2 separate regions of the Homo sapiens genome follow, and region 1 is linked to region 2. A link is an interaction called in ENCODE POLR2A ChIA-PET data of the cell type or tissue named here. Cell type or tissue: B cell. All regions are shown on one strand. Each heading gives the region's core, and the rest is flanking DNA. Links, peaks and the distances in the headings are about the cores only.

Region 1 (14,732 bases), core at 1-8,000, 110 kb before region 2:
ATCTATTTTGAATGTACAGAAGCCTTTTTGTTGGCTTGTTTCTCATGTAATCCTTTCAAGAATTAAATAAGAATTGTACTTGAGTCATTTCTGAATAAAAAATGCATTATATACCTGTCAAAAGCCAGGTGACAAGAGGTGACAAGTAGTTACTTAAAGGTAACGACTAAAACTTTGGAAAAATATCAGTATTACAGAAAATACAGACAAGTTACATAAGTATTTTCATGTAAGAAGCCAAGTGTCTGAATATAAATTATTTTCCAACTTTGGTTTCTCTGATATTTAGTTCACACTCACTTAATCAAGTTCTCATTTAGATGTACTTAAAAATCTGATGAATAACAATGAGAAGATATCATAAATAGCACTATATGATCATTTAATAATATTTTATCAAGAAATGACAATCTCCTGAGTATTCAAAAACATAAATCTTTGCTTTTCAACTTTAAGTATCTGTCAGCCTTCCAAATACTGAATAGCTAACAGCATAATGTGGTCAAACTAAAGTGAAAGAGAATAATATTCAAATATCTCTCTTATTTAAAACACACAATACACATAAAATAATATGTCTGGCTATCTGCAAATATCTTACTAAAAAATAAAAACCCTTAACCTTTTATTTTAATATAGTTTAATGAATTATGTTGAGATTGTAGCCTTGGGAAATTTTCTCTTGATGGAAAAATATTAAAGCATTTATAAAAATAAAATCCCAACACAGCAATGAACATAAGCAACATTTAACACACTAATCTACTGGAAAAATATTTTTTAAGTCACATGAATATGTAAAAGTCAAGCAGATATTATGAATATAGGCAAACAAATTTTGGTTTATCAAATGGATAAAAAAAATTTTATAAAAATGGGCTCTCTATTGGAAAGTCCCAACTCTACTTCCCAATAAATCCAATTTGTAAAGATAGCAAGAAAACTTCAATAATAACTTTGGTGACAATAAAAAAAGAACTATATGACCATTTGGATATAGTAGAAACCAAAAGGAATATTCTATAATGAAAAACAAGGAGTTAGAAATGCAGTATAAGTTACGGGGCTCTGTAGGAAAGAGAACCATGGATATTAAAATTAAGAGCGGGGCCAGGCATGGTGGCTCATGCCTGTAATCCCAGCACTTTGGAAGGCCGAGGTGGGCGGATCACCTGAGGCCAGGAGTTTGAGACCGGCCTGGCCAACATGGTGAAACCCCGTCTCTACCAAAAAAAAAAAATACAAAAATTAGCAGGATGTGGTGGCGGGCACCCTTAATCCCAGCTACGCAGGAGGCTGAGGCAGGAGAATCCCTTGAACCCAGGAGGCGGAGGTTGCGGTGTGCAGAGATCATACCATCGCACTCCAGCCTGGGCGACAAGAGTGAAACTCCGTCTCAAAAAAAAAAAAAAGGAATTAAAAGCATTTTCCAAATTTTTTTACACACAAGGTTCAAGGTGAAAAAAGAAGGAGGCATTGTTCTAAAACTACTTTAAACTCTCTACCAATAAGTATCCACATTGTGGTTTGCCACAGCAAAAACGTACTTTCAAATTCTTCCTCTTTCCCCCAGAATTAGGTACATGATTTAATTACTTCCCTTGTTAACAATTCTACTTTTTTCTCTTTTTTTTTTTTTTTTTTTTTTTTTTTTTTTTTTTGAGACGGAGTCTCGTTCTGTCACGCAGACTGTAGTGCAGTGGCATGATCTCGGCTCACTGCAACCTCTGCCTCCCAGGTTAAAGCAATTCTCCTGCCTCAGCCTCCCGAGTAGCTGGGATTACAGGTGTGCACTACCAGGCCTGGCTAATTTTTGTATTTTAGTAGAGACAGGGTTTCAGCATGTTGGCCAGGCTGGTCACGAACTCCTGACCTCAAGTGATCCAACTGCCTCAGCCTCCCAAAGTGTTGGGATTACAGGTCACAGCACCCGGCTCAATTCTACTTTTCTAAGTAAACTCGCTAAATCAAATGCTGACATTCTTGGACAGTTGTAAAACAAGAGCCATGTGGAAAGAGTATTTAAAAAATACCCTTAAGGAGACTCAGCCAGGTGCAGTGGCTCACATCTGTAATCCCAGCACTTTGGGAGGCCGAGGCAGGCGGATCACTTGAGATCAGAAGACCAGCCTGGCCAATATGGTAAAACCCTGTTCTCTACTAAAAAAATGGTAAAACCCTGTCTCTACTAAAAAAAAAAAAAAATACAAAAAATGGCCGGGCGTGGTGGCGCATGCCTGTAATCCCAGCTACTCGGGAGGTTGGGATAGGACAATCACTTGAACCCAGGAGGTGGAGGTTGCAGGGAGCCGAGATCGCACCACTACACTCCATCCTGGGTGACAAAGTGAGACTCTGTTTAAAAAAAAAAAAAAATACTCTTAACGAGAGTCAAAAACTAAGGAGATAGTCTCAAATTTGCCAAAAATTAGCTGTGTGTTTTAAAGCAAGTCAAGCAAGCTACCTGGACTAAATATTCTTCTTCACAAATTTTTGCAATTTTAGATTGTATGACCACTCTAAGTTCTCATCCAGCTCTAAAATACTGTAATTATGTTCTAATATCAAATCAAAGTCCAAATCATTTAAGGCTATGGTCCAAGGTTTAAAACAAAGTAATTTTTGAAAACTCTTTCTATAAGCTTAATATGGATTAAACTAGATGCTATTATCATCCTCATTTTACAATCATGTAACAGGCACAGAGAGGTTAAGCTACTTGTCCCAGGTCACACAGCCAGTAATGGTCAGAGATAGGGTACAGACCCAGACACTCTAGAACCAGAGTTTGTGCTCTGAACACACTAATCTATACTGATTTTAATCACTATGAAATACAGATATCCTGTGCTATCTTATTGAGAGGGTTAAAACCAAATTCAGGGTCCCAAAATTTGTACTGTATCCAGCCACATATCAATACACCCCAGTTTTTCGTCTTTTTGCTTCATCTTAACCCTCAGTATCTCATGTTGCTATATTAAGAAAGTAAAAATAGTTTTAAAAATCTGCTTCCTGGCCAGGCACAGTGGCTCATACCTGCAATCCCAGCACTTTGGGAGGCTCAGGTGGGCGGATCACAAGGTCAGGAGTTCAAGATCAGCCTGACCAACGTGGTGAAACCCCATCTCTACTAAATATACAAAAATAGTCAGGCGTGGTGGCGCGCGCCTGTAATCCCAGCTACTCAGGAGGCTGAGGCAGGAGAATCACTTGAACCCGGGAGGTGGAGGTTGCAGTGAGCTGAGATGGCACCACTGCACTCCAGCCTGGGCGACAGAGCGATACTCCGTCTCAAAAAAAAAAAAAAAAAAAAAAAAGGAAAAAAAAAAAGTCTGCTTCCCTACACTTCAGAAAAAGGAACATGAATTTTTAAAAAGTCAACTTCCATAAAAACTTAACACATGTTGAAATGCGTATAAAATCTTTAGATCTTAGCAAAGTGTTAATTTACATAATGATAATAGGACACTGTAAATATCTGCTCTAACATCAAGAAATTAGCTTTTGAGGAAAAATTTAAAAATTAAACAAAATCCACGCAAGATAGGGTGAGAAAAAATAAAATAAAATAAAAAGAAATTAAATTTACAGCTAAGCAAAGTCACTCATGCCTGCAATCCTAGTGCTTTGGGAGGCCAAGGAGGGAGGATTGCTTGAGGCCAGGAGCTCAAGACCAGCCTGGGCAATAAAATAAGACCCAATATCTACAAAAAATTTTGAAAATTAGTCGAGCATGGTGGTGCATGCCTGTAGTCTCAGTTATTTGGGAGGCTGAAGCAGGAGAATCACGTTAGCCCAGGAGTTTGAGGCTACAAAGAGCTATGATCATGCTACTGATGTACTCCAGCCTGGGTGACAGAACAAGATCCTGTCTCTAAAAAAAAAAAAACAAACAAAAAAAACAAAGAAAAAGAAAGAAAGAAATTAAATTTAAAATTTTGTGATTAAAAACCCAATTGTTGGCCAGGCACAGGGGCTCATGTCTGTAATCCCAGCACTTTGGGGGACTGAAGAGGAATGCTGGAGCTCAGGAGTTCAAGACGAGCCGGGGGTATGTAGGGAAACCTCAATTCTACAAAAAAGTTAAAAATTAGCCAGATGTGGTGGTGCACACCTGTGGTCAATCCACTGAGCTGCTCGAGAGGCCAAAGTGGGAGGATCACTTGAGCCCAAGAGGTCGAGGCTACAATGAGCCATGAGCAGTCCACTATACTCCAGCCTGGGCAACAGAACAAGACCCTGTCTCTAAAAAAAAAAAAACAAAAAGAAAAACCCAATTGTTTCTTCAGAGTAGCTGCAGTAGAAAAAAAGAAAAAAGAGACCCAATTGTTGACAAAATTATGAAAAAAAAACCAATATTCTCGTACTTTATTGGTAGGAATTTTAATTGGTTAAACCCTTCTGGATAAAATCTTAATAGTAAATATGCGCTTTGATCCAGAAATTCCAGGACGAACCATAAGGAAATAATTAATGCAGTACAGTGCTCAGGAGTTTGGTTCTGGAGTTCTGCAACCTGAATTGGATCTTGCTTTAACTACTAATTGAAGGTATGATCATGGGAAAGTAACCACCTCTTTAACTCTCAAATTTTCTTCTTTGTAAAATGGGGAGAAAATACCTATTCAGGGTGGTTGTGCAGAACTGAGTTATTGAATGTGAAATACTTAGAACGGTGTATAGCACAGAAGAGCTAAATAAATGTAACTTGTTTTATAGAAGATTTAGTTATAAGTATGTTCGTAACAGCTTGCTTGCAACATTTTTAAAAACCAGAATCTAAAGGTCTTTACAAAAGAGGATAATAAATAAATTGTGGCACATCCATTTAATACAATAATATTTAGCCATTCAATAATATATTTAATACACTGATATTAAGTATATTTAATATTTAATAAATATATTACAATATTATCAACCTCCACAATAAGCAAAGAAATGCAAATTAAAATTAGAACAATTTTGTATTATATAGTCAATAATTAAAAAGTCAATAATTGGTAACAACCAATGTTGGTGAGGTGTGGGAATGTAGGAAATAGCATTCTCATAAACTATGCCTGCTGGGAGTAAAAACTGCCACAGCGTTTTCAGAACAATTATTTCAACACTTTCAAAATGGTCAGCATACTCATGGACCCATCAGTTCCACTTACAATTACTTATTCTTCCAGAGACACTCAAATATCTACAGAAAATGCACAGCATTAATCAAAGTAGCATTACTAGGAATGGAAAAAACTGAAAATAACTTGTATTCATCATTCTGCATTTGTACTTTCTGGAATACTATGCAGTTGTTAAAATAATTAAGTAGAAAGTTAAATAAACTGATAACGATAGAAAAAAGGCTTATATCAGAAATATAAAGAAATTTCCATTTTTTTAATACTATACAATCATAAAAAAAGAATGAAATCATGTCTTGTGCAGCAACGTGGATGCAGCTGGAGGTCATCATCCTAAGCAAACTAATGCAGAAACAGAAAACTAAATACTGCATTTTCTCGCTTATAAGTGAGAGCTAAATATTGGGTATACCTGGACATAAAGATAGGAACAAAAGACGCTGGGGACTACTAGAGGGGGAAGACAGGGAGGAAAGCAACGGCTGATAAACCACCCATTGGGTTCTATGCTCACTATCTGGGTGATGGGTTCAATCACACCCTAAACCTCAGCATCATGCAATATATACCTTTGTAACAAACCTGCAAATGTACTCCGATTTTAAAATAAAAAGTGAAAAAAGAAAAAGGAAATACAAAAAAATTCAAATTAAAAAAAAGGATTAATTTATTATATATACCCCACATATGTGAACACAAAAGGGTCTGGAAGGACACAAGTCAAATTGCTCATTGTTAGCCCTGACAAAACATGGAAGTAGGAACAAGAACCTTCATTTTCTCACTTTCTACTCCATAGATCTACAATTTGTATACTCCTCGCCCTCCAATTTTCTTTGAGTATACATTCCTTTTTTTTTTTAATTTAAAACAGTAATAAAAGAACAAAGACAAGACAGTTAAGGATCATGCATGGGAGGACTTTGGCTTTTACTAAGAGTGAGATGAGAAGCCATTAAGGGTTTTAAGCAGAGTAGTGATAGGATCTGATTTATGTTTTTAAAGGATCACTCTTGTCTATGCAAAGAATATGATAGAGAGAGCAGAAGTGGAAGAACTGATCAGTTAGATAAAAAACTATGGCCTGCATTTGGCCCAAGGTCTGTTCTTGTATATCTAAACTAAGAATAGTTTTTGCTTTTATAAAGGGTTAAAAAAAAGAGATGACTATGAGACAGAGATTGTATGACCTGTAAAACTTAATTTATCACCTAGCTCTTTAAAGAAAAAATTTGCCTGACCCCTGGATTAGGACACTACTGCAATAATCCCATTAAGAGACAATTATGGCTTAGACTAGGGTTATGGCAATAGAGGCGTTGTGAAGTGGCCATGTTCGAGATACATTTTGAAATTATAGCTAACAGAGTTTACAGAAGAACTGAATGAGGAGAAGATAAAGGTTAAGTTTACTCCAAGGTTTTTCAGTGTGAGTTACTAGAAGAATGGAATTTCCATTTGCTAGATAAGGAAGACTATAAGCAGGTTTGGAGAGAAACATCAGGAGTTCAGTTTTGGACATATTAAATTTGAGATGCTTCATTAGATGAGATATTCAAGAAGGGATGATGAATTAGAGAAGTCCAGATTAGACAAATTTAGAAGTCATCCACACGTGGCCTATATTTAAATGATTAGATCACCAAAGGAGTATGTTTAGGTGGTGAAGATAAATGCTTTGAGGACTGAACCATGAGGCACTCCATTGTGTAGGGATGGGGAGATGAAAAGGAATCAGCAAAGGCAGAAAGGGAATGACTGGTGAGGTAAAAGGAAAAAGCAAGAGAGTACCTAAGAAGAGAGTATATTTCTTCTTCATTGCACTGTTTCAAGAAGGAAGAAGTAACCGTTTATGTAGAAACCTGCTGAAAAATTAAAACAAAGTATTGATCTCTGGATATGACAACAAGAGAAATCTTGATGGAGTGATGGAGACAAAAGGCTGACTGGAAAGAGTAAAGTGAGGAATGGGACAGAATATACTCAACTCTTTTTAGAACTTTTACTGTAAAGGATAATGAAATGAGGCAATGAAAGCAGAGGAATATGAGATCAAGAAGTTTTGCAAAGATAAGAAATATTTGCATGTTGGAGGAAATAGGGAGGGAAAAACCAATGATTTACAAAAAAGTAGGGAGGACTGCTAAAGCCATGTCTTCAAATGGGTAAATTGAGATGTGGGATCTAGTCCCGTTGAGGTGTGGGATCTAGTCACAAGTGGAAGGATACTCATTGCTTTTGTAGTGGGCGGGGGGGGTGGGGGATATTATTTTTTTAATTTAAAAAAAAGTACTTTGCATAGTTTCTTTTGAAAGTACAACCAAAGTACTTTCCGAAAAGTAAAATATCTAATATCTTTAAAAACACATTTTTCAATTCTGTAATTAAACTATGCTGTTTTCCAAAAAAAAAAAAAAAAAAAAAAAAAAAAAAAAGATGTATTTAAAATTATGCTCTTTTCATCAGTGGTTAATGTTACCAGTGCAAGTAAGTCACTTACCATACTGTTATTGAGATTCTTGTCGACTTTGCAGAACGTGTGTGGTGGGCTTTCTCCTTTACTGGGTATAATAATACATATGTCAGTGACAGCCAACGTATTCTGAGTCATGTTTTCAGAGGCTCTTCGGTAAGTGATATAAATTCTTTGTGATGAGGTACTCCCACTAATATTTGCGGGGCGCCCATAGGGAGTACTCTGAATAATTTCACAACCCTGTTTCAATCTTTCTTTCCAGTCATATAAAACCCTAAAAATAAATTTTTAAAAATAAATACACAAAGCACTTTAAATATGAAAAGTAATATTCTCAGGCATCATCAACTGATCCTTAAATGTAGTAGCATGGTAAAAATATTCCAATCTTACTGCAATTTTAAAATGCACGGTCTTGTATGAATTAAAGAATAACTCTTTTCCCCACCAAAAACTTTGTTTTAAGGAAAAATTCTGACAAACCATTGTGTTTGTTAATATAAACCAGAGAAAGGTACAATTAAATGTGAAGGTACCTATTTTGGCACATCATTTAATATAGTTATTAATTTATTTTTTGTCTCTAAAACAAGCACCTTCTTTAGAAAAAGCAACTGGGCATTTTGGCCAAAGTTAAAATTTTACAAAAGGTTACTTGCCCAACTGTGTAGAGTCTGCTTGCACGCTTTTATCTCCAATACTTTCCTTAGCTTTAAGAGACAGTTTTAGGCTAAGAGAATGTAACTTCAAATCCATCCTTAATCAAAAGTCTGGGTGAGGCACTAGGCTTTTATTTTCTCTTTATTGGGGTAAAATCATAGGCTTTTAGTACAGGGTGGACCTGGCATCCATTCATTAAGTTTTCTATACTTAAGCACTAAGGAACACTAAAAAAAATAGTGCTTAAATAACATTAGTTTATTCCCTCATTAAATTCATTGATTTGTACTTTAATGCCAAGTCCTTGGCACTAGTAAAAAAATAAAAATAAAATAAGCTATATATGGTTTTTTTGAGACAGAGTCTCGGAGTCTCACTCTGTCACCCAGGCTGGAGTGCAGTGTTGTGATCTCAGCTCACTGCAACCTCTGCCTCCAATGTTCAAGCGATTCTCCAGCCTCAGCCTCCCGAGTAGCTGGGATTACAGGCGTGTGGCACCACACCTGACTAATTTTTGTATTTTTAGTAGAGACAAAGTTTCACCATGTTGGCCAGGCTGATCTCGAACTCCTGACCTCAAGTGATCTGTCTGCCTCGGCCTCCCAAAGTGTTGGGATTACACGTGTAAGCCACTGTGCCTAGCTACAAATTAAATATGTTTCTGCATTTGCTATAAAGCTATAAATTAAATGTGTTTTTGCATTTGCTATAAAACTTGTAACAAGCAATGTCTTCATCATCAATCAATATTTCTCATATAAAATCCACTATACAAATAAAATATAATGCCAAAAACTGGTCAAATTATTTCTTTCTTTCTTTTTTTTTTTTTTTTTTGAGATGAAGTTTCGCTTTTGTTGCCCAGGCTGAAGTGCAATGGCATGATCTTCGCTCACTGCAACCTCCGCCTCCTGGATTCAAGCAAGTATCCTGCCTCAGCCTCCCAAGTAGCTGAAATTACAGGCACGCACCACTACACCACACTAAGTTTGTGTTTTTAGTAGAGACAGGGTTTCGCCATGTTGGTCAAGCTGATCTCGAACGCCTGACCTCAGTTGATCTACCCACCTAGGCCTTCCAAAGTGCCGGGATTACAGGCATGAGCCACTGTGCCTGGCCAAATTATTTCTAATATAAGTTTTAATTTCACTTTTTCTTCTGGCCATCAACAAATTAAAAAAAAATCTTCTCAATATTTTGAAAATTTACAGTTAAATTTGATGCTTAATCATAGCAACTGCATGAATCCTAATGTTAGCTTAAGTGCTTATTCTTCCTTCTTTTGATCTTGTTTTGCTTTTTCTTAACTTAAAAAAGGCACCTACACACAGAGAAGTTAGACAATCTAAATTCAAATTCCCACCACCTGTTACTAGCTGCAGTTCTGTAAGCAGTTACTTAACCTCTCTGAGCCTTATAGTCAGCTATAAAATCTAAACATTTTGGCTTCAAAGGATTCCATAAAGAAAAGTAAAAAGAACCTACAGAAAATATTTGTAAATCATTTAACTGATAAGCGGCTTTATCTAGAATATATTAAGAACTCTTATAGCTCAACAAACAAAAAGACAACCAAATTAAAAATGGGGAAAGGATCTGAATAGACATTTCTCCGAAGATATACAAACTTGTCAGTAAGCACATAAAAAGATGCTCAACATCATTAGCCATCAAGTGAATGCAAATCAAGACCATATGAGATACCATCTCACACCTGCTGGGACAGCAATAATCAAAATAATATGAAATGCTGACTAGGACATGGAGAAATTGGAACCCTCATGTACCGCAAGTGGGAATGCAATATGGTACAGTTTGCTTAGCAGTCTGGCAGTTCCTTAAAAGATTGAACATGGAATTACCATTACGATCCAGCAATGTCACTCCTAGGTATATACAAATAAAAAATGAAAATACATGTCCACATAAAAACTTGCACATGAATATTCATGGCAATATTATTTATAATAGCCAAGAAGTGGAAAAGTCTCAAACATCCATCAACAGATGAATAAACTGTGGTATACCCATATGATGGAATATTATTCAGTCATAAAATGGAATAAAGTACCGACACATACTATAACATGGATGAACCTTGAAAACATTATGCTAAGAAGTCAGTCAAAAAAGATCATATACATAGTATGATTCTATTTATATGAAATGTGCAAAATAGGCAAATCCATAAAGACAGAAAGTAGCCAAAGGCTAAGTGAGTTAGGAAATTGGGTAGCAACTAAGGAGTACAGGGTTTCTTTTTGGCATGATAAAAATGTCATAGAATTTATTGTGGTGATGGTTGCAAAACTCTGAAAATACTAAAAACTATTGAATTGTACACTTTAAATAAATGAGTGGCTGTATGGTATACGAATTGTATCTCAATAATAAAGCACCCTAAGTAAAGCTCTAATTTACCCCAATATCCTTCTTTGATACACACAGTTAACAATCCATCTATAATGGGGCTGGGTGTGGTGGCTCACATCTGTAATCCCAGTACTTTGGGAGGCCAAGGCAGGAAAATCACTTGAGGCCAGGAGTTTGAGACTAGCCTGGGCAACATAGCAAGACCCTGTCTCTACAAAAAAATTAAAAACTAGCCAGATGTGACAGCGTGTATCTATAGTCCCAGCTACTCAAGAGGCTGGGGCAGGAGGATTACTTGAGGCCAGGAGTTTGAGGCTGTAGTGAGCTATGATCATGCCATTGCACTCCAGCTGGGTGATAGAGATTAACCCTGTCCCTTTAAAAAGAAAAAAATCCATCTATACTGATCATTATAACATGCTTAAAAGCCTTTTTTCGTACTTTAAAAATAATCAAAAATTTTCCAATCAGGATAACACTTTAATTTTCTAGTACTTTCCTGCAAATGTTTTTCAAATTCTCTCCCCTGCCTCTAACTGAAAGAAACCCAGGCAAGGTAAGACTGCTGGGAACTTCAGGATAAAGAGAGACAAAAGGAAACAGGGAGAGAATACAGGTTTCTGAATACAAACTTGTGTATTTTTCTAAATCTGCCATACATCTATTAATGACCAGAATGAACAGTTAATCTCCAAATCTACAAGGCATATTATTTGGATCAATAACAGTAAGTCGTTTAAAAAAATACTTACCCCAGATCTGTAAGTGGAGGCTTATCTCTTCCTCTTCTATAGCAAAGGTAAATCTGTGGCCCCACAAGACTTCCATTATTAAGATCAGCTGACAATCCAGTTGGGGTAACATCAATACAGATATAATCCTGTGGGACTTCCTCCCCAAGAGATTTGATAATAACTGAAACATCTGTAATAGGTTCTTTTGGTTTAGCTACTTTATGACAAGCATCATTGAAGTGAATTTCTTCTTCTAGAGGCTTTGAAACATCAGTTAATCCTGCTACAACAAAGTAGTCAGCAACACGAGGCCCCTTGTCTTCAATCATCTTCCATTACAGAAGGTTACATCTAAAAGGAAAGTAAAAGACTAGTACTCCCCTATAATAAGCAAAATAAATACAAGTGGTTTGTGTGCAAATAAGAACAAAAAACTACAAAAAGAGCACTAGTTCCTTGATAAACACAGTAGCATTGTATATTTAACTTACATGTAAAAAGAATTTAACAATAAAAACATCTTTAGCAATCTTTTATTATAAAAGTAATGGATGAATTCCCAATTTTGGCAATAGTGAAACCTACATTACCTAAGTAGACAACAAAAAGAGATCTTTTTAAATGCACAGTCTGGCCAGGTGCAGTGGCTCACGCCTGTAATCCCAGCACTTTGGGAGGCCAAGGCAGGTGGATCACCTGAGGTCAGGAGTTTGAGACCAGCCTGGCCAACATGGTGAAACCTTGTCTCTACTAAAAATACCAAAAATTAGCTGGGCGTGGTGGCAGGTGCCTGTAATCCCAGCTACTCAGGAGGCTGAGGCAGGAGAATCTCCTGAATCCGGGAAGCTGAGGTTGCAGTGAGCCGAGATCGGACCACTGCACTCCAGCCTGGGTAAAAAGAGTGAAACTCCATCTCAAATAAATAAATAAATAAATAAATGCACAGTCGTTCAGTAAACGCTTTTAAATATAAATCTTACACAGACTTGTAAGAATGTAAGGGAAATTCCTAGGTCCCCAAAACACTGAAGAAACCAAAAGTCAGAATGCAGTCTGTAAACTACCACTGAGTGGGGAAATTTACTGATCTCCTCAATAATCAAGAGGCTTGTGTGTTTATTTTGTTTTATTCTTCTGAGATGGGGGGGGGGGGGTCTCACTATGTTGCCCAGGCTGGTCTTGAACTCCTGGGGTCAAGTGATCCTCCCATCTCAGTCTACCAAAGTGCTGGGATTACAGGCATAAGCCACTGCACCTGATCCGGCTTGTGTTTTAGAAGGCATTAAAAGCATGGGAGATAAGCACTTCAGACCACATAGATAGAGAATTGGAACTGAGCCACCTATATAAAGCTGAGAGTTTCAAAGGACTATACTCCCAGCCAAAGAGTGGTTTTAAAAGACCTATCCACTGACACAGGGAGATAATAAAGTTGTAGGGAGGGTAGCGGGGGAGTCTCCTCTGAGAATTCCTAACAATAGGCCTATTCACACTTGGGTTTGGGGTTTGTACTTAAACCATATGGATGGTCCCAGGAAACTACAAACTAAGAAATTAATAATAAAAGCGCTCTCAGGTTGGCCGAGCGCGGTGGCTCACGCCTGTAATCCCAGCATTTTGGGAGGCCGAGGAGGGCAGATTACCTGAGGTCGGGAGTTCAAGACTAGCCTGACCAACATGGAGAGAACCCATCTCTACTAAAAATACAAAATTAGCCAGGCGTGGTGACACATGCCTGTAATTCCGCTACTTGGGAGGCTGAGGCAGGAGAATCGCTTGAACCCAGGAGGAAGAGGTTGTGGTGAGCTGAGATCGCACCATTGCACTCCAGCCTGGGCAACAAGAGCGAAACTCTATCTCAAAAAGAAAAAAAAAAGTGTTCCCAAGCTAGTGATTCCCCTTGAAAAGTAAAACAGTTCTTGAGGGTACAGCCTCAACCCAGGTTTTCCACAGACAAAGCCCAGTGGAAGACAAGTTCCTGTTCCAAAACTACAAAAATGCATACACAAAAGTCTACCAGAAGTTAAGTCTCAGCAGATATATCAAACAGAAGAATTTCAAATAATAAAAGTAGGTAAGAGAGTGTAACAGTAATGCATGCTTACAACAGATTCAAAGAAAAAATACACAAAATAGAATCTATCACATATTTGCAGTCTCCTTTGGTTGTCCGGTATCACTTAATTTTATTTATGTATTTATTTATTTTTGAGACAGGGTCTCGCTCTGTCGCCCAGGCTGAAATGGAGTAGTGCAAACATGGCTCACTGCAGCCTTGACCACCTGGGCTCAAGCAATCCTCCTGCCTCAGCCTCCCATGCAGCTGGGACCACAGGTGTGCACCACCACGCCTGGCTGGTTTGTTTTTGTTGTAGAGATAGAGTCTCATTTTGTTGCCCAGGCTGGTCTCAAATTCCTGGGCTCAAGAGATTCTCCCGCCTCAGCCTCCCAAAGTGTTGGGATTACAGGTGTGAGCCACCATACCCAACCTATTTGTTTCTTTAACTAGGAGAATACATTCCACAGTACCATCATTATTTATATACCACTATTATAGGAAAAAAGTTTAATCTAAAACAATTTCCCAGAGTTTGTTTCATGTTAGACACAGTTCCAATAAGTGCAAAGAAAAGATTCCATGGACAAATAAATTAGGTATACACACTATAGGTCTCTTTGGATACTTACTATATATATAAAAATACTAAATCCTCAGCAGTCTTTTGATAAAGGCAGCCGATAAACTTTGCTTAACTCAGGATTTCCCAAGCCTATTTGAAAAATGAACCACATTTTCCCACTTAACAACTAGAAACAACCCTAAGAAAATGCTAGTTTACAGTAAACAATCTTCCCTTGTAGACCATAAAATCTCAGGGCAAAGACATTCTTACGTAGTATATACTTGTTTACAATATAATTATTAACATTTTCATCAAAATCCCAAAACTCATTTAATTTTCTATATTGCTAATGTCATCAGTTTTCAGAATTCATGACACATTTCTTGGAATCTGTATTCATCACTCAAATATACTCTAAGTATTCCCACTATTTTCTTTAAAAATGAGACTAGGCCAGGCAAGGTGGCTCACGCCTGTAATCCCAGCACTTTGGGAGGCCGAGGCGGGTGGATCACAAGGTCAGGAGTTCAAGACCAGCCTGGCCAATATGGTGAAACCCCATTTCTACTAAAAATAACAAAAATTAGTCAGGTGTGGTGGCATGTGCCTGTAGTCCCAGCTACTCGGGAGGCTGAGGCAGGAGAATTGCTTGAACCCAGGAGGCGGAGGTTGCAGTGAGACAAGATCGCGCCACTGCACTCCAGCCTGGGCGACCGAGCGAGACTCCATC
Region 2 (13,383 bases), core at 5,257-13,256:
TGCTGGGATTACAGGTATGAGCCACTGCACCTGGCCTGATAATATTTTTAATATATGGCCAGGAACGGTGGCTTTTGGAGGCTGAGGCAGGTGGATCACCTGATGTCAGGAGTTCGAGACCAGCCTGAGCAACATGGTGAAACCCCATCTCTACTTCAAATACAAAAAAATTAGCCGGGCTTGGTGGCACATGCCTGTAATCCCAGCTACTTGGGAGGCTGAGGCAGGAGAATCGTTTGAACCTGGGAGGCGGAGGTTGCAGTGAACCGAGATCGCGCCATTGCACTCCAGCCTGGGCAACAAGAGTGAAACTCTGTCTCAAAAAAAAAAAATTTAGATATATATTAAGTTGAATTAACTATATTGTTTGTCTCACCTGTTTTTTTTCTTTTTTTGAGACAGAGTTTTGCTCTATCGCCCAGGCTGGAATGCAGTGGTGCGATCTCAGCTCACTGCAACCTCTGCCTCCAGGTTTAAGAGATTTGCTTGCCTCGGCTACCTGAGTAGCTGGGATTACAGGGATGCACTACCACGCCCAGCTAATTTTTGTATTTTTAGTAGAGACGGGGTTTTGCCATGTTGGCCTCTGCATGCTGGTCTTGAAATCCTGGCCTCAAGTGATCTGCCTGCTTCAGCCTCCCAAAGTGCTGGGATTACAGGTGTGAGGCACTGCACCTGGCCAATTTCACCTGTTTCTTTTTCCTTTAAAAAATAATGTGGCTTTAACTGGCAGCTCTGGTGTAATTAAAACAACAACAACAACAACAACAAAAACAGCAGCTACAAGAAAATTTAAAATTACTTATGTGGCCTATATTATGTTTCTGTTGGACAGTGCTGCTATAGAGTGTCCTACAAACAAGGAAACCCATAAATTCTCTAATAAGAACTTCTTTCTGTCTGTCATTCTTTTCCTGTACTCCCACTCACCATTTTTTTTTTTTTTACAATGTCATGATTTTTGGTATAAGTTAATGCTCTACTACTGCAATCCAGGCAAATGTACAGGGGATAGTATCTCACCTGAGTGAAGTCCAAAGGTCAGCATATAGATGAACATTGAATATAATAAAAATTGCCTTTGGAAATCTTTTAGGAAGGCCTCAAGCTGTCCCAATCTTTTAACTCTCACCCAGTTTTTCCCCTAGCATTAGGACAGATCATTGTTTTTTCAGGTACTATTAATAGTTGGAGAAGTACTTGTTTGTGTTTGGTACAGTATTATAGCAAAATACAAATCTAAGTTCAGAATCCCCCTCAGCCTGGAGAGATGCCCGACTATGAGAAGCAGAAGGTTCCTGTGGGTGCCTGAGGTTTACACTTCTTGTTCACTTGGGGTGTACATTCACTGAGTGCCAGAGAGGAGGGCCTTGCCTGCTCTGTTTATTTCTCTCTCTTACCTCCAATCAATTTTTCTCTATTTCCCTAATTTTGTGTTTGGTAAGTTCCTGTAGTTGTATTTACATACCTTAGTATGTAAAGATCTCTCTCTTCCCCAGATTCTGTAGATATATGATTTGAAAGGTATAACTAAAGGCCAAAAATGAAATTGCAAAGCTAATGTGAATGTACTTAATGCCACTGAACTGTACACTTAAACATGGTTAAAATGGTAAAGTTATGTTATATACATACTGCTGGGCATGGTGGTTCATGCCTATAATCCCAGCACTTTGGGAGGCTAAGTCAGGTGGATGGCTTGAGCCCAGGAGTTTGAGACCAACCTGGGCAACATGGCAAAACCTCGTCTTTACAAAAAATATATATATATAAAAAATTAGCTGGGTGTAGTGGTGTGCACCTGTAGTCCCAGCTACTCAGGAGGCTGAGATGGTAGGATGGCTTGAGCCTGAGAGGTCAAGGCTGCAGTGAGCCGTGATTGTGCCCCTGCACTCCAGCCCACACAACAGAGTGAGATCCTGTCTCAAAACAAACAACCAAACCCAAAAGTTATGTTGTATATTTTTTACCACAATTTTTAAAAGCCATAATGAAGCATACTTACATCTTGTGGGGAGAGAATGTGGGACTCTGACATGAGACAGAATTGGTGACTGGAAATGTCACAGATTGAGTTCACTCTTTCCAGACTGTGGATGGGGTCATCCCTGCAGCCCTTCTTCTAGCATGTCTCCTTCAGCTTCCTATTCATTCTGGGGGCTGCTCAATATCCCTCTGACTAAGGCCCCCTTTTTGGGCTGAACTTAGCCAGTTCTTTTTGTTTGCAACCAAAATAGCCCTAACTGATGCGCTAGGGTTCAGATCCTGGCTCTACCACATTTAAGCGTTTGCTCTTGTGTACATCTTTCTGAATCTTGGTTTTCTCATCTGCAAATTTGTCATCATAATATCTTCCTTACAGGGTAGAGCCAGGGTAAAAGATAGTATACGTGCCTAGAATTGTAACTCATAGTCCAATGGGGTTAGAAAACTAACAAGGGCAGTCTCTGGTCCCCTAGTTTACACTGGTGAGTTATTCCACCAGAATGTCAAATGCCTTATGTGGGAAATATGGGAATAATGAGGATTTCGTGTTTGTCAAATTTCTATTTGCTGCTGCACTTCAACACTGTCTCCTCTATACCGATCTTCCCTCAGGGGTTGAGGGGTAACACCATTCATGACACTACAGCATGAAATAATGGGATGAGGGAAGGAGACAAGAATCTATCTCTCTGAAAATGTCTGATCAATGAATAATCAGATGGAAAATGTAAAAAATAAAATTTGTCCAACGGGGTTTATAGTGAAGTCTTTTAAAATAGCTGACGTTGGCCAGGTGTGGTGGCTCACGCCTGTCATCCCAGCACTTTGGGAGGCCGAGATGGGTGGATCATGAAGTCAAGGGTTCGAGAGTAACCTGGCCTGCATGATGAAACCCTGTCTCTACTAAAAATACAAAAATTAGCTGGGCGTAGAGGCACACTCCTGTAATCCTAGCTACTCAGGAAGCTGAGGCAGGAGGATTGGTTGCAGTGAGCTGAGATCATGCCACTGTAACTCCAGCCTGGGGGGACAGAGCGAGACTCCATCTCAGAAAAAAAAAATTAATTAATTAATTAAATTAAATTAAATAGCTGACACTGGAGAGAATGGCTAATAACTGCTTTAGGATTTAGTTCTATTAAATAATTTTTGTTTTTTTTTTTTTTGAGACAGAGACTTACTCTGCTGCCCAGGCCCAGGCTGGAGTGCAATGGCACGATCTCAGCTCACTGCAACCTCCGTCTCCCGGGTTCAAGCGATTCTTTGTGCCTCAGCCTCCCAAGTGGCTGGGATTACAGGCATGTGCCACCACATTTGGCTAATTCTTGTATTTTTGGTAGAGACAGGGTTTCACCATGTTGGCCAAGCTGGTCTCGAACCCCTGACCTCAAGTGATCTGTCCACCTCAGCCTCCCAAAGTGCTGGGATTACAGGCGTGAGCCACTGCGCCTGGCCTTAAATTTGTTTTGATGATTACTTCAGTCCATGTTACATTGTTGTGTATATGATAACGCATGGAATTGTAATGGGATTCTACTGCACTTTACCACACAAAGCAGGATGGGGATAAAAATGAAAAGACTCAGTAACAAAGCTCTCCAGATGTTGTAGCTTTTATACACTCTTCCTTTGCCCCCCAAATCAACCCTTACTGCCAATATCAGAATACTTAAAAGTGTTTTCATTGAATTATTTATGTCTTTGTCTTCCTTAGGCTACAAGTGCAAAAAGCTGAATGAAAAATGGAAAGGTTACTGCTGAAATATTTACAGATGGAAGGATATGATGTCTAGAATTTGTTTCAAACAGTAAGTATGTGGGTGGGGCAAGTAGCTGGTGATGTAGATGGAATAAGACTGGTCACAGGTTAATGTTTTAAGGTGCTAGGTACTAGTAGATGGGGTTCATTATTTTATTCTGTCTATTTTGCATATGTTTAAAATTTGTCACAATACTTTTTAAAATTGGATAATTACACTACTTAAAATATGCATGTGTGAAGCAAAGACTGAAAGAGAACAAGAAAAATAAAGTTATGTTGGGTTTAGAGTAGCTGAATTATAGGTGAATTACTTTTTAAAACTTTAATATTATTCTAATTTTATCTTTCAATAAATAAAAATCCGAAGGAAAAACACACACAAAAACTCTTTGAATGTAAGGACCAGTGGCATGCTGGAGGTGGCTTGTTATCAGCTTGAGAGAACTGATTGTTAAATTTTCAGGAATTTTGCATCCTGGCTAATGTTATGTGGGCAGCTTGAAATTGACCATGGTAGGAGTATTTATACCTGAAAATTAGCAAACACTACAAATCAGTATTCCCAAAAGCCAGTTGTTAAACATTTGCCATTTGTGGGCTGTATTGTAAAGACTGCATTGTATACTTTTCTACCCCAAATTATCTAAAGGTCCTGAAGTCAATGGGCAGGTACTTACTAATTTATTTTACACATATTTAATGAGGTTCTACCATGGGCAAGAAATCGTGCTAGGCACTTTGGGGAATACAAAGAATTATCTAAGAAAGGAGGAGAGGATATCCTAAAGTTCGTGTGAGAACATACATGTAAAAAATTATGCAGGCTGGGCACGGTGGCTCACGCCTGTAATCCCAGCACTTTGGGAGGCTGAAGTGGGTGGATCACCTGAGGTCAGGAGTTTGAGACCAGCCTGGCCAACATGGCGAAACCCCAACTCTACCAAAAATACAAAAATTAGCCAGGAGTGGTGGTGGACGCCTGTAATCCCAGCTACTCGGGAGGCTGAGGTAGGAGAATTGCTTGAACCCGGGAGGTGGAGGTTGCAGTGAGCCAAGATCATGCCACTGCACTCTAGCCTGGGCAACAGAGCAAGACTCTGTCTAAAAAAAAAAAAAATTACAATACAAATATGGCAATATAGGGGTGCTGAGGCAGGAGGACTGCTTGAGGCCAGGAGTTCCAGACCAGCCTGGGCAACATAGTGAGACTCCCTGACTCTATTTTTTTTTTCTTTGAGACAGGGTCTTCCTGAGTCACCCAGGCTGGAGTACAGTGGCGCAATCTTGGGTCACTGCAGCCTTGACCTCCCGGGCTCAAGCAATCCTCCCACATCATCCTCCCAAGTAGCTGGGACTACAAGTGTGCCATCACGCCTGGCTCATTTTTGTATGCTTTGTAGAGATGGGGTTTCACCATGTTGCCCAGGCTGGAATCGAACTCTTAGATTCGAACCATCTGCCCACCTCAGCCTCCCAAAATGTTGGCATTACAGGTGTGAGCCACCTCACCCAGCCTGCCCTGACTCTATTAAGAAAAAAGAAAACTTGCCATTCAGCTACAAGGAATGTAGCTGGTTGACAGCCTCCAGCTGCTAGTGACTTTAGGATCCACCTCAGCTTTCTAAAAAACACTGAATTGTCATGCCAGGTGTGTTGGTATATGCCTGTAATCCCAGCTACTCAGGAGGCTAAGGTGGGAGGATTTTTTAGTAAGTGAATTGTATCTCAATAAAACTGTTATTAACAAAAGGAAGGAGGTTGGGCATGGTGGCTCACGCCTGTAATCCCAGCACTTTGGGAGGCCGAGGCAGGCAGATCAGTTGAGGCCAGGAGTTCGAGACCAGCTTAGGCAACATAGGGAGACCCCCATCTCTACAAAACATTTAAAAATTAGCCAGGTGTGGTGGTACACACCTGTAGTCCCAGCTGCTTGGGAGACTGAGGCAGGAGGATTGTTTGAGCCCAGGATGTGGAGGTTGCAGTGAGCGGAAATCGTGCCATTGCACTCCAGCCTGGCTGACAGAGGGAGACACTGTCTCAAGAAAAAAAAAAAAAAGAAGAAGGAAACAGGACAAAGATGAAAGATGTCAAGATGTCAGCCACTAGTTCTATTTTTAAATTTTAAAAAATGTTTTTCTGGAAGGCCTAGCTAATGCAATAGGACAATAAAAATAACTTTTGAAAGAGAGTTAAAAACATCATTATTTGGAGGCTATTTGATCTACTGAGAAAATATCAAGAAAGAAAATAATATTAGTTCAGGAGAGTGGCTAAGTGGGTATATACTATACATATGTGTGTGTATGTCTTAGTCTTTTTGTGCTGCTATAACAAAATATTGCGAACTGGGTGATTTATAAATAATAGAAATTTCTGTCTCACAGTTCTGAAGGCTGGGAAGTTCAAGATCAAGGGGCAGGTTTGATGTCTGGTGAGGGCTGCTTTCTCTCCTTTTAAGATGGCGCCTTGTTGCTGTGTCCTCCAGAGGGGACAAATGCTTTATCCTCACATGGTAGAAGATGAGAGGGCAGAAAAGCAGCAAACTCTCTCTGAATGAAGCCTCTTTTATAAGGACATTAATCCATTCATGAGGAGCCCTTATGACTTAATCACCTCCACAGAAGCTTCACCTTTCCGTTCCACCACAATGGGGATTAAGTTTCCACATGAATTTTGGAAACACACGTTCAAACCACAGCAATATGTTTATAAACAGACACACACACACACACACACACACACACACACCCCACCCCTCCACATGCCAGTTAGAAAAATACTTGATTCACAGTAATAGCAACAGCTGTGAAATACCTCCGATAAAACTTAATCTAAAATGTGTAAGACCTTTACAGAAAAAACAAAAATTCTGCTAAAATAAATAAAATAAAACTTGAATAATAGACATATATATTTATGGAAGGGAAAACTCAATATATAAATCAACTCAAAAATAAATCACTTCTTCACATATTAATCTAAGATTGCAATGGAATTCAAAACAAAATCCCAATAGATATTTTAAAATTTGTTAAATTGTTTCTAAAGTTCATCTGAAAACACAGATGTGAGATAAGCCTAGAAAAATTTGAAAGAAAGAAAAGAATTATGAGAAGCACTGGCATGCGGGTAGAAAAAAATTAATGGAACAAAATGGAAAGTCCAAAAGCTAATCCATGTACTATGGAGTTTTAGAGTGGGAAATGAAGATATAAAAATGGCATTTCAAAACAATGGGATGGGCCAGGCATGGTGGCTCATGCCTGTAATCCCAGCACTTTGAGAGGCCAAGGCGGGCGGATCACCTGAGGTCAGGAATTCAAGACCATCTTGGCCAACATGGTGAAACCCTGTCTCTACTAAAATTACAAAAATCAGCTGAATGTGGGGGTGCACACCTGTAATCCCAGCTACTCGGGAGGTTGAGGCAGGAGAATAGCTTGAACCCGGGCAGCAGAGGCTGCAGTGAGCTGAGATCACACTGCTGCACTCCAGCCTGGGTGATGGAGGGAGACTCGGTCTCAAAAACAAAACAAAACAAAAAACAATGGGATGGTTTATTAAATAAATGATGTTGGGGCAATTGGATATTCATATAAGAAAAACTAATGCTAAAATAAATAAAACTTATATATGGAAAAGATTCCATTTAAAAAGTTAAAATACAGCCAGTCACTGTAGCTCACACCTGCAATCCCAGCATTTTGGGAGGCCAAGGCAGGTGAATCACCTCAGGTCAGGAGTCTGAGGCCAGCCTAACCAACATGGAGAAACCCAGTCTCTACTAAAAATACAAAATTAGCCAGGCATGGTGGCGCATGCCTGTAATCCCAGCTACTCGGGAAGCTGAGGCAGGAGAATTGCTTGAACCTGGGAGGCTGAGGTTGTGGTGAGCCGAGATCGTGCCATTGAACTCCAGCCTGGGCAACAAAAGTGAAACTCCGTCTCTAAAAAAAAAAAAAAAAAAAAAAAAAAAAAGTTAAAATACAAAGAATGAACTGAAGAAAATATTTGCAACATGTATGATTGACTAGGATTTAATATCCTTAGTTCTATAAAGAGCTTTTATGACTCAATAGGCAAACAATAAATATCCTGATAGACAAACAAAGGATTGAACAGGCAATTCACACACACACAAAGGAAATGGCCATTAAACATTTAAAACTTCTCAACTTCACTTGCAAAAGAATACTGCTAATTATAATAAAAGATGTAATTTTTATACATTAGCAAAGGTGAAATTGATGGACAGGATAATATTCCATATTTTAAAGAATATAGAGAATCAGTGGCCGGGTGCCATGGCTCACACCTATAATCCTAGCACTTTGGGAGGCTGAGGCAGGTGGCTCACTGGAGGTCAGGAGTTAGAGACCAGCCTGGCCAACATGGTGAAACCTTGTCTCTGCTAACAATACAAAAATTAGCTGGGCGTGATGACACGTACCTGTAATCCCAGTTACTCAGGAGGCTGAGACAGGAGGTTGCAGTGAGCCAAGATCGAGCCACTGCATTCCACTCCCACCCCCGCCAAAAAAAAAAGATAATCAGGAACTCTCAAGCATTACTAGGAATAAAAATTGGTACCACCATCAGGAAGGCATTTCTTCTAGAAATGTATTCAAAGGAAATGTTTAGAAGGATGCTCACTACAACATCTTTATAGTATCAAAACATTGAGAAGATCCTAAATGTTTATCAATAATAGGTTGGTTAAATAAACTTTGGTTCATCCATATAACAGAGGTATATAAGAGTTTAAACTAGATCTGTATTTCTTACTATTGAAAGATTCAGAGAAAAAATGAGATTGCTCAACAGTGTATATTTCACTTATGTAAGAATTAAATACACATCTTCATATATTGTATATTAAAGATTCTGCAGGTTGAAGAGTCTGAAAGACTATATGCCAAAATGTTAATGCTACTTGAGGAAAGAAGGGGAAGGTATCACTTGTATTTTCAGTTGCAAGCAATAGAAAATTAGAGTCAAATGGACTAAAATAATAAGGGGAATATATTGGCCAAGTAGTCAAATGCCTAAAGGCAGAGTGGGCTTTGGTGATGGGTTGACATAGGTGTTCAACGTGTGGTTCAGCTTTTTTTCCATCTTGCCCTTTGCCTTCAAGGTAAAAGCCTCTTTTTTTTTTTTTTTTTTTTTTTTTTTTTTTTTTGAGACGGAGTTTCCCTCTTGTTGCCCAGGCTGGTGTGCAATGGTGCGATCTTGGCTCACCGCAACCTCCGCCTCCTGAGTTCAAACAATTCTGCCTCAGCCTCCTGAGTAGCTGGGATTACAGGCATGTGCCACCACGCTCAGCTAATTTTGTATTTTTAGTAGAGATGGGGTTTCTCCGTGTTGGTCAGGCTGGTCTCGAACTCCTGCGTCAGGTGATCCATCCACCTCGGCCTCCCAAAGTTGCTGGGATTACAGGAGTGAGCCACCATGCCTGGCGGTAAAAGCCTCTTAAAGACATTATATTGAGTGAAATAAGTTAGACATAAAAGTGTAAATACCCTATGATTCCCCTTAGATGAGATACCTAGGGTAATCAAACTCATAGAGACAGAAAGTAGAATGGTGGCTGCCAGGGCATTGCATAATGGGTATAGAGTTTCAGTTTTGCAAGATGAAGAGAGTTCTGGGGCCGAGCGAGGTGGCTTATGCCTGTAATCACAGCACTTTGGGAGGCTGAGGCAGGAGGATCACTTGAGGTCAGTAGTTCGAGACCAGTCTAGGCAACATGGTGAAACCCCATCTCTACTAAAAATACAAAAATTAGCTGGGGGTGGTGGCGGGTGCCTGTAGTCCCAGCTACTCGGGGGGCTGAGGCAGGAGAATCGCTGGAACCGGGGAGGTGAAGTTTGCAGTGAGCCAAGATCGTGCCACTGCACTCCAGCCTGGGCAAGAAAGCAAGACTCAGTCTCAAACAAAAAAAAAAAAAAAGAAAGAAAGAAAATAGTTCTGGGTATATTTGTTGCATAACAATGTGAATGTACACTGTACAACGTAAAAATGGTTGAGATGGTACGTTTTATGTGTATTTTATCACATTTTTAAAGAAAATTACATTGCCTAAAAAGGTATAATAAAAGCCTCATCCTAAGGCTAGCTCCCCCTGGTGGTGGGAGAGTTGCAGCACATTGAGGCGAGGCTACAGGTGTCACTAAGGTGCTGGGTGTCTCCCTTCACCCATCATGCAGCCCACCCAGGCTTCTCTCTGGTTGGACCATAATAGTATGTTTCTGGATCATGCACTCTGCTGGCATCACATTCTAGGGCTCTCTTTGGAAATTTGGGAAGAAACTTTTTTTTTTTTTTTTGAGACAGAGTTTCACTCTTGTCACCCATGCTGGAGTGCAGTGGCGCCATCTTGGCTCAATGCAACCTCTGCCTCGTCCCCCGAGTAGCTGGGATGACAGGCACGCAACACCATGCCTAGCTAGTTTTTGTATTTTTAGTGGAGACGGGGTTTCACCATGTTGGCCAGGCTAGTCTCGAACTCCTGACCTCCAGTGATCCGCCCGCCTCGGCCTCCCAAAGTGCTGGAATTGTAGGCGTGAGCACTGCACCTAGCCTTGGGGAGAAATTTTGGCTGTCACAATAATTGGTCATTTACAGAATGTGGGCCAGGGGCATTAGATTTCTGATAATGTATGGGTAAATACATTACAGAATTTTCCCACATTCCGCACAACTTTTAATGCCCTGCTCGACATTAATGTAGATTTTTAAAAACTTGTGTGTAATAATTTGAGCCTAGCCTCTCATTCCATTTTATATATAAATATAAACTATTTTTGCATGGTTTTAATATAAACAGAATATCCAGATATGAGGCTAATGAGTAAATTGACAGAAAATAGTATTTAGCTACATTTGGAACTTTACCAAAAGTTGTTCACTGTTTCAGAAAATCATGTCTTCAACAACCAACACTTGTGGTATTTGAGTCACTGATTTAGCCCTGCATATTGCAATTCACACTGCATAATGCAATTCACACTGCATATTTTAACATCTCTGAAATCAGGATGTATCCTACAATCAATGACGTCTACAAAATACACTAGTGAATATTAGTCTGCATTTGAAGCTGTTGCATTGATTTCTTGCTTGGATTCTTATAACAACCTCCCAACTGGTCTCCCTGCTTCCATCCTTCTCCTCCTACAATGTTTTCAACAGAGCAGCCAGATTTTTCCTTTTAAAATGTAGGTCAGATCATGTCACTCCTCTGCTCAAAACCTTCTCATGTTTCACCAGTTTACTCAGAGTACAAGCCTTACAGTGGCCCATGAGGCCCTTCAAGATCTGGCTTCTTTACTTCTCTGACCCATCTCCTACTTCTGCTTTTATTTATAGTACCTGCTCTAATCCACCTCCCTGGTCCGTTTACAGACCACGCACTTGCTAGACAAGCTTCTGCCTTAGGGTCTTCACATTAGCTATTCCACCTGCCTGCGTATTTTTCCCCTAGATAATCGGTGTGATTCATTCCCTCACCTCCTTTAAATCTTTGCTCAAATGTACCTTCTAGTGAGGCTGCCTTGACTACTCTATTTTGAACTGCAAGTCACTACCCACCTCTCTACTGCTCTGAACTCTTATTTCCTTTTACCCTGTTCTACTTTAAAAAAGTCATAACAGGGCCGGGCGTGGTGGCTCAGGCCTGTAATCCCAGCACTTTGGGAGGCTGAGGTGGGCGGATCACCTGAGGTCAGGAGTTCAAGACCAGCCTGGCCAACAAGGTGAAACCCCATCTCTACAAAAACACAAAAATTAGCCGGGCATGGTGGCACGCACCTGTAATCCCAGCTACACGGGAGGCTGAGGCGGGAGAATCACTTGAACTGGGGAGGTGGAGGTTCCAGTGAGCCGAGATAGCACCATTGTACACTGTACTCCAGCCTGGGTGACAGAGCAAGACTCCACCTCAAAAAAAAAAAAAAAAAAAGATCAGAACAGTTGTCATCTTCTAATGTAATACATAACTTACTTATGTATTATGTTGATTGTGGTCTATAACCACACCACCCTGCTAGAATGTTTGCTCCATGAGGCAAGGATTTCTTTTTCTTTCTTTTCTTCCTTCCTTAATTTCCTTCCTTCCTTCCTTCCTTCCTTCTTTTCTCTCTCTCTTCTCTCCCTCTTTCTCTCTCTTCTCTCCCTCTTTCTCTTTCTTTCTCTTTCTTTCTTTCTCTCTCTAACCCTCCCCCCCGCTTTCTTTTTTTGTTTTTTTTTTTGACATGGTCTCACTCTGTGGCGCAGCTGGAGTGCAGTGGTGTGAACTTGCTCATTGCAACCTTTGCCCCCAAGGCTCAAGCGATCCTCCTACCTCAGCCACCCGAGTAGCTGGGGCCACAGGGATGCACCACGATGCCCGGCTATTTTTTTGTATTTTTAGCAGGGCCAGAGTCTCGCCATGTTGCCCAGGCTGGTCTCGAACTCCTGAGCTCAAGCGATCCACCCACCTTGGCCTCTCAAAGTGCTGAGATTACAGGCATGAGCCACTGTGCCCAGTCTAAGGCAAGGATTTCTGTCTGTATCCCTAGTAAACAGTGCCCAGCACATAGTAGGTACTCAATAAACATTGTTACATAAATGGTGATTCTGTTAGGTGCAAGTATCTAATTACTTCATTATGTCTTCTATTACACTTGTGCTCAAGCATTTACTTTTTTTTTTTTTTTTTTTTTTGTAGAGACGAGGTCTTACTACCATAGCCCAGGCTGGGCTCAACTGATCCTCCTGCCTCAGCCTCCCAAAGTGCTGGGATTACAGGTGTGAGCCACCACGCCCGCCATCAAGCATTTACTTATTGAAACACATATCTTTTTATAATGCATTATTTTCTTATTTATCCTTTATACTTATAGCATTATATTGATTTTTAAAGTGTGTGCACTCACCTATGCAGCACTCAAAAGGTTCTCTAAAATGATGGTTGACATCTTTCTTCAACTCTGGTGTTTTCCTATGTAACTTTTTCTAAGTGTAATATGTACTCAACAACTAAAATAGGATGTATGATATGTACATGCCTGCATGGGCATACAAAGACACACATACACATATATAAAATAAAGAAAACACTAAAATATCAGCAAGCTTGACTCCCAACTTAAAATTATGTGTGCAGGAAGGTATATCATAAGATAAGATCTATTGATGTCAGGATGGTAAAGACAGTGTTATGAAACGTTTGTTACAATATCAGGGTTTGGATGTTAGGATTGAGAACCTCAGGGTTAGATAATTCCAGAAGCCACTCCTGGAGCTGTGGGTAGGGATAATCCCACCCAAACTGCCTGGCTGTTTTCTGGATGGAAGGGGTGGGGTGGTGCTGGGGAGGAAACCACAATGTTGGCAGCCAGGAGGAAACAAACTTCACTTTCCAAGTTTACTGTACTTCTATATTGTTTGTGTTATTTGACTATTTTACAATGACTGTTCATTCCTTTTGTAACAAGCAAGACCAGTAAAGCTTTTTTTATTTTAAAATCTCCTATAAAATATAGAAAACAGATAAACAAAATAATAAAAATCACCTGTAATCCTATTCTGCAGAAATAACCACTGCTAACATTTTATTTTTATAACCTTTTGTTTTCAGGCATGTGTGGACTTAC

The links. Peaks named below come from ENCODE experiments on the same cell type or tissue, not always from the same donor. Only the 100,000 strongest peaks of a DNase experiment are listed, where the experiment ranks them.
Region 1: POLR2A ChIA-PET joins it to region 2 with 15 read pairs; 5 of 35 experiments call an interaction of 5 or more read pairs at or near these places.

The regions. Positions count from the first base shown.
Region 1 is chr15:65,744,744-65,759,475 of GRCh38, forward strand. It overlaps DENND4A (DENN domain containing 4A), which reads right to left. Exons shown (of 33, transcript NM_001320835.1): 3 at 11,397-11,729; 4 at 7,636-7,885. The coding sequence starts at 11,707. Among named protein-coding and RNA genes, the nearest start is that of MIR4511, 33 kb to the left of the region's middle. In B cell, for the core only: no CTCF peak of the experiment used is centred there; no DNase peak of the experiment used is centred there.
Region 2 is chr15:65,847,164-65,860,546 of GRCh38, forward strand. It overlaps LOC105370866 (a long non-coding RNA gene), which reads left to right. Exons shown (of 3, transcript XR_932372.2): 2 at 3,701-3,794; 3 at 12,456-13,320. Among named protein-coding and RNA genes, the nearest start is that of TRQ-CTG1-4, 15 kb to the right of the region's middle. RefSeq lists a silencer at 9,864-9,953 and enhancers at 10,835-10,924, 10,985-11,064. In B cell, for the core only: CTCF peaks have their summits at 9,875 (motif pointing left) and 10,075; DNase peaks (open chromatin) are centred at 8,778 and 9,868.